Regions from separate parts of the Homo sapiens genome. Here region 1 is linked to region 2. Evidence: read pairs that join two places in POLR2A ChIA-PET (ENCODE). Cell type or tissue: PC-9. All regions are shown on one strand. Links, peaks and the distances in the headings refer to the core of each region. The heading gives the core; the rest is flanking DNA. Region 1 holds the start of HID1 (HID1 domain containing). Region 2 overlaps KCTD2 (potassium channel tetramerization domain containing 2).

Region 1 (2,901 bases), core at 129-2,628, 85 kb after region 2:
CCCCCCCCCCCCCCGAGATGGAGTCTTGCTCTGTCGCCCAGGCTGGAGTGCAGTGGCGTGATCTCGGCTCACTGCAACCTTTGCCTCCCAGGTTTAAGCAATTCTGCTACTTCAGCCTCCAGAGTAGCTGGGATTACAGGCGTGCGCCACTAAGCCCAGCTAATTTTTGTATTTTTAGTAGAGACGGGGTTTCACCATGTTGGCCAGGCTGGTCTCGAACTCCTGACCTCGTGATCCGCCTGCCTCGGCCTCCCAAAGTGTTGGGATTACAGGCGTTAGCCACCGCACCCGGCCTTGTTTTGATGATTAATCTGCCTCTATTACAGGCTTATTTGGCTGTACCCTGGCCGCTTCTTTCCTTATCCCTCTCCCTAGCTGCTCGCCATAAAGAGCAGGCTGTACTACTTATGTCCGCTGTGTCCGTCCATGACACAGAGTTGGCAAATACCAGACCCTCAGCACATTTGTTGAAATGGATGAATCTCAAAGGATTCTCTGGGAATCTGGTGGCTAGAGAGGGGTCGGGACCGCGAGGGACTCTCGCGCTCAGCAAGGCGAGGAGCTGCTTTCCTGGAGTATGGAAACTGAGTCAGCGCCTCCCTCCCTCATAACCAAGGGCCTGCGGGACTGTCTGAACACGTGGGTTTGACAGGTCAGAAAAAGGGAGAACCAAGAGAGTGGATGCTCAGAAAACATGAATGGGAAAGACAGACTGAGAAGGAGGAAAGTGGGATGGAGAGGGCCAGCTGAGACGTGGGCCAGGAGCCGGAGCGGAGATGAAGGGTGAGGACCGGGGCGGGGGACGAGCTGCGAGGAGGGTTTTGGGCCCTGGGGACTGCGTGGTAGCAGCGGAGGCGGGTACAATGCTCCGACGCAGAAGGAAGAGCGTCGAGGCTCCGGGTGGGACCTGAGAAGGCACCCGGCGTGCGGCGGCGCTGGGTTGGAACCGCCGACTCCGCGGGTCTTCGGCGGCGGGCGCTGCAGGTGCAGGAGGCGGAGCCACGCGGGGGCGGGGCCTGTCGGGGCGGGGCCGACGAGGGCCGGGGGCGGGGCGCGCCGCTTGTCTCCTGCGAGAGCCGCGGGGGCCGCGGAGCTGGAGCCGGAGCTGAAGCCGGAGCCGGGTTGGAGTCTGGGCGGGGGCCGGGCCGGAGCGGGCTCCAGAGACATGGGGTCGACCGACTCCAAGCTGAACTTCCGGAAGGCGGTGATCCAGCTCACCACCAAGACGCAGGTGCGCCACGGGGGCCCCGGCGTCCCCATCCACCTGCCGGGCTGGGGGCTGGGCAGGGCCGGGGGTACGCGAACTTGGCTCGTCGGGAGATGGGGGGACGGGCGGGCCCCGAGCGTAACGCCAAGGCCAGCGCCGGAACGGGACCCCGCGGCCTGTACCTGGAAGCTCCATCCCCTGGCCCTAGTCCCCCACCCTCAGCCTCCTCTCCTGGGAACACCCCTCTCCCCGAAGCCGCTGCTGCCACCTTAGGCTGACGTGTGCCTACTCCCCGAGCCGGCGACACAGCTGTCCGCCCCCTGTCCCGCCCCGCGGCGTCCCCAGCTTCGCATCTCCAGCCTCCCGCCGCCCCCACCCACCCATCCACCGTCCGCTCCCCTCCCTGCCCCTCATTGCCCGCGGGTCCCGGACGCACAGTCCCTGTTGACTCAATGCAAACAAAGCCTGGCTGGCGTCCGCCCGGGTCGGAGAAACAGCTGGTGTGCGCGGCAGCGGCCTCGCTGGGCCCTGGTCGATGCCCGTGGGCAGGGAAGGCCCAGGTCTTCCTGGGAACACGCAAAGAGTGGCGGGCAGCGAGGCAGCCTGGTGGGGGGCCCTGTCCCCAGGCCTACTGAGCACAGCCTCCCAGCTGGGGACCTCTCCAGGGGCCTTCCCCGAGGCCCTGCAAGGGAAAGGCTGTTAGCCTGTGTGCTCTGTTCTCTGGCTCAGGGATGGGGACCCGCAGGATGGCCCTCAGTCAGCTGGTGAGGGGCCTAAGGACCCTCCAGCCTAGTCCATGCTCATAACTCTCCTGTGAGTCCACAAGTGGCCCAATAGCCACCTCCTTATACCACCTGGCCCCAGCAAGACTGCTTCTCTGCCCACCCCTTCTCTCCTGGCTTTTTGAATCAGGCCACCGTGGCCACAGAGATGCTCGGCCCTGACTCCCCATGTCCCCCATTTTCAGGGGACACAGGACCTGCTGCCATCTGGGATCTTCCTCTTTCCTGGCCCCCCCACCTCCTGCTCTCCAGGGCTCTCTCTTGCTGCTGGAGGTTAGAGTGGGATGGAGGAAGCCAGCTCCCACAGCCAGCTGGTCACAGCTCCAGGGGCCAGACCTTGCTCCCTCACCCCTTTCCCCACCCTGGAAGGGTCAAATGTGCAGCAAATGCCCAGGGCCTCTGGAGAGTCCAACCCCGGCTGAAAGGCTCTTGATAGAAACCAGACCGCACTTCTCTCCATTCCCTACGGCTCCTGGGTCGTTCTGGAGCTTGGCTTTTTTAGGATGGGGTTTTCGTTCTGTGGGTGGCAGGGAAGGTGGCAAGTGGGCTAGCCCCTCAGTGTAGGGCTGCAGGGAGAGGAGTGGGGAGGCAGGGAGGAAGGGAGGCTCCCATGTTTACCTGCCTGGGGAAGAAACTCCTTGTTGGAGGATTGCACTGTGGGCTCGGCAGCTGGGGTCCTTTGCCAGGCCAGTGGGGCCAGCTCAGCAGAGTACCAAAGGCTCTGGAGTGGCCTAGATTCCTACCTGCTCAGGCCTTTTCCCCAAAATACTGTGTCCCTCTGTCTTTCCCTGGCTACAGCCCTATGATGGGCCACTTGAGATGGTGCTGTTCTGTTTCCCAGCTGAGTAGGCTTGGAATAGAACCTGGATAGGCTGGAGATCAGACCAGCCTTCTGGAGAGCACTGGGTCCTG
Region 2 (2,901 bases), core at 231-2,730:
TCCTGACCTCATGATCCACCTGCCCTGGTCTCCCAAAGTGCTGGGATTACAGGCATGAGCCACCGCACCCAGCCTTATTATTATTTTTGAGATGGAGTCTCGCTCTGTTGCCCAGTCTGGAGTGCAGTGGGGTGATCTTGGCTCACTGCAACCTCCACCTCCCTGGTTCAAGCGATTCTCCTGCCTCAGCCTCCCGAGTAGCTGGGATTACAGGCATGTGCCACTACGCCCAGCTAATTTTTTATTTTTTTTTCCTTTTTTTTTTTTGAGAGAGTCTCGCTCTGTCGCCCAGGCTGGAGTGCAATGGCACCATCTCAGCTCACTGCAATCTCCGCCTCCCGAGTTCAAGCGATTCTCCTGCTTCAGCAGCCTCTTGAATAGCTGGGATTACAGCCGCCCACCACCACGCTTGGCTAAGTTTTGTATTTTTAGTAGAGACGAAGTCTCACCATGTTGGCCAGGCTGGTCTCAAACTCCTGACCTCAGGTGATCCGCCCGCCTTGGGCCCCCAAAGTGCTGGGATTACAGGCATGAGCCACTGTGCCCAGCCAATTTTTTTGGATTTTTAGTGGAGACGGGATTTCGCCATGTTGGCCAGGCTGGTCTTGACCTGAGGCGATCCACCCACCTAGGCCTCCCAAAGTGCTGGGATTACAGGCATGAGCCACTGTGTCCGGCCGACAATGCTGTATTTTTTCTTCTATGTTTTCTTCCAAAAGAGGTATAACGATCGCCGGGTGCAGTGACTCACGCCTATAATCCCAGCACTTTGGGAGACCGAGGTGGGCGGATCATCTGAGGTTGGGAGTTCAAGACCAGCCTGGCCAACATGGTGAAACCCCATCTCTACTAAAAACACAAAAAATTAGCCAGGTGAGGTGGCACGTGCCTGTAATCCCAGCTACTCGGGAGGCTGAGGCGGGAGAACTGCTTGAACCCCGGAGGCAGAAGTTGCAGCGAGCTGAGATCGCGCCATTGCACTCCAGCCTGGGCGACAGAGTAAGACTCTGCCTCGAGGAAAAAAAAAAAAAAAAAAGAGGTATAGCTATCATTAACCAAAGTACTAAGGATTTCAAAGATTTCCTTCCATATTACATATAGTACAAATCCTCTGAAGATTTTAATTGGTTGTAACCACTTATTTTGGAAACCAATTGTATAAGTACAAAATTCAGAGTATCACAAAAGATCTGTGATGTTGGCCACAGCTGTCAAAGTCCCAGGTATTTAAGATGCCATTATACTGCCTCTTTTTTCTCCCTTCCAAAGTAAACCACTTGTGCTCTCAAATGCACCAGGATCAATCACCTACAAAAAATACTATTCTAAGAAATAGGAGTCTGGGTATGGTTGCTCACGCCTGTAATCCCAGCACTTTGGGAGGCTGAGGTTGGTGGCTCGCCTAAGATCAAGAGTTTGAGGCCAGTGTGGCCAACATGGGGATACCCTGTCTCTACTAAAAATACAAAAATTAGCCGGGCGTGGTGGTGCACACCTGTAATCTAGCTACTCGGGAAGCTGAGGCAGGTGAATCGCTGGAACCCAGGAGGCAGAGGTTGCAGTGAGCTGAGATCGCATCACTGCACTCCAGCCTGGTCAACACAGCGAGACTCTGTCTCCAAAAAAAAAAAAAAAAAAAGAAAAAAGAAAAAAAAAGAAACAGAGGAAAGTAGTTAGGTGGCAGCCACTAAGAGCTAAGAGGTCATGAAACCGAAGGTAGGGTTGAGGCCCACATCTTGGGCTTGGCTTGAATCCTGCATGTGTGAGGGGCTACAGGTAAGTTCAAGGAGGTAACATGTTTGAAAATCCACACACAAAAAAATAAAGAAAAATACAAAATGAAACAAAACGAAAATCCACACACAGCCAACTTCATCTTAGAGCCACATACAACAAGTATAAAAGAGGGTGTCTTTGAATAACATCAAATCCATTTTTCAGTTTCACTACATAAAAAGGACAGATGGAAAGATAGTTAACATCAAAAAGGTCTTGACATTCCTAGAACAAAAAAGCTTCCAAAGGGGTATAAATCCACAAGCCTTCAGAATCTAGAAGACTAATTAATTTAATTGCGGTCATCAAACAGAAATCTTATAATGCTCTCCAGGAATTAGCTAATGACGAAGAAGGGAGAATGTTCAGGTACCATGACTTGAATCATTTCAAATTACATAATTCATGGTACTTTAAAATCTATAGTAAGCAATCATTTTTTTAGAATGTGGGAAACTGAGGATAAGGCTAGATTACCAAAATGTCTAAACTATTAAATATCTACAATAGTGAAAGATACCACGTAAAGGTAAGATAGCAAAGAGACTGGTGACACTGGATCACATTCCAAGTGGTAATCTGCAAACCAACTACAAAGCCACCTTTGAACATCAAAAAGGAGCCTTTGAGCTGTCAGCTAGATGGAAGAAAACTAAATGAATAAGCCCTTCTCTTCACTTTTGCAAACTGCTGGAGATAAAGTGGATAAAAGAGTTAATTTTTCATCATTAGTGTCAGTTATTCATCCAAATATTCCAGTTAGAGCCAGAAAACTTTTTTTTTTTGAGATGGAGTCTCACTCTGTTGCCCAGGCTGGGGTGCAGTGGTGCCATCTCAGCTCACTGCAACCTCTGCTATCTTAGTTCAAGCGATTCTCCTGCCTCAGCCTCCCAAGTAGCTGGGATTATAGGCGCCCGCTACCACACTCAGACAATTTTCGTATTTTTAGTAGACAGGGTTTCTTTCTTTCTTTTTTTTTTTTTAGATGGGAGTTTCGCTCCTGTTGCCCAGGCTGGAGTGCAATGGCGTGATCTCGGCTCACCACAACCTCCTCCTCCCGGGTTCAAGCCATTCTCCTGCCTCAGCCTCCCAAGTAGCTGGGATTACAGGCATGTGCCACCACCC

What was found. Peaks named below come from ENCODE experiments on the same cell type or tissue, not always from the same donor. Only the 100,000 strongest peaks of a DNase experiment are listed, where the experiment ranks them.
Region 1: POLR2A ChIA-PET joins it to region 2 with 12 read pairs; 19 of 35 experiments call an interaction of 5 or more read pairs at or near these places.

What each region holds. Positions count from the first base shown.
Region 1 is chr17:74,970,921-74,973,821 of GRCh38, reverse strand. HID1 (HID1 domain containing) reads left to right here and starts at 1,063. Exons shown (of 19, transcript NM_030630.3): 1 at 1,063-1,231. The coding sequence starts at 1,166. All of the region lies in intron 1 of HID1-AS1 (HID1 antisense RNA 1), which reads right to left. RefSeq lists a silencer at 999-1,108. In PC-9, for the core only: no CTCF peak of the experiment used is centred there; a DNase peak (open chromatin) is centred at 1,651; H3K4me3 peaks cover 1,975 bases; H3K27me3 peaks cover 346 bases.
Region 2 is chr17:75,055,691-75,058,591 of GRCh38, reverse strand. The region is part of intron 3 of KCTD2 (potassium channel tetramerization domain containing 2); the gene reads right to left. Among named protein-coding and RNA genes, the nearest start is that of KCTD2, 9.9 kb to the right of the region's middle. In PC-9, for the core only: no CTCF peak of the experiment used is centred there; no DNase peak of the experiment used is centred there.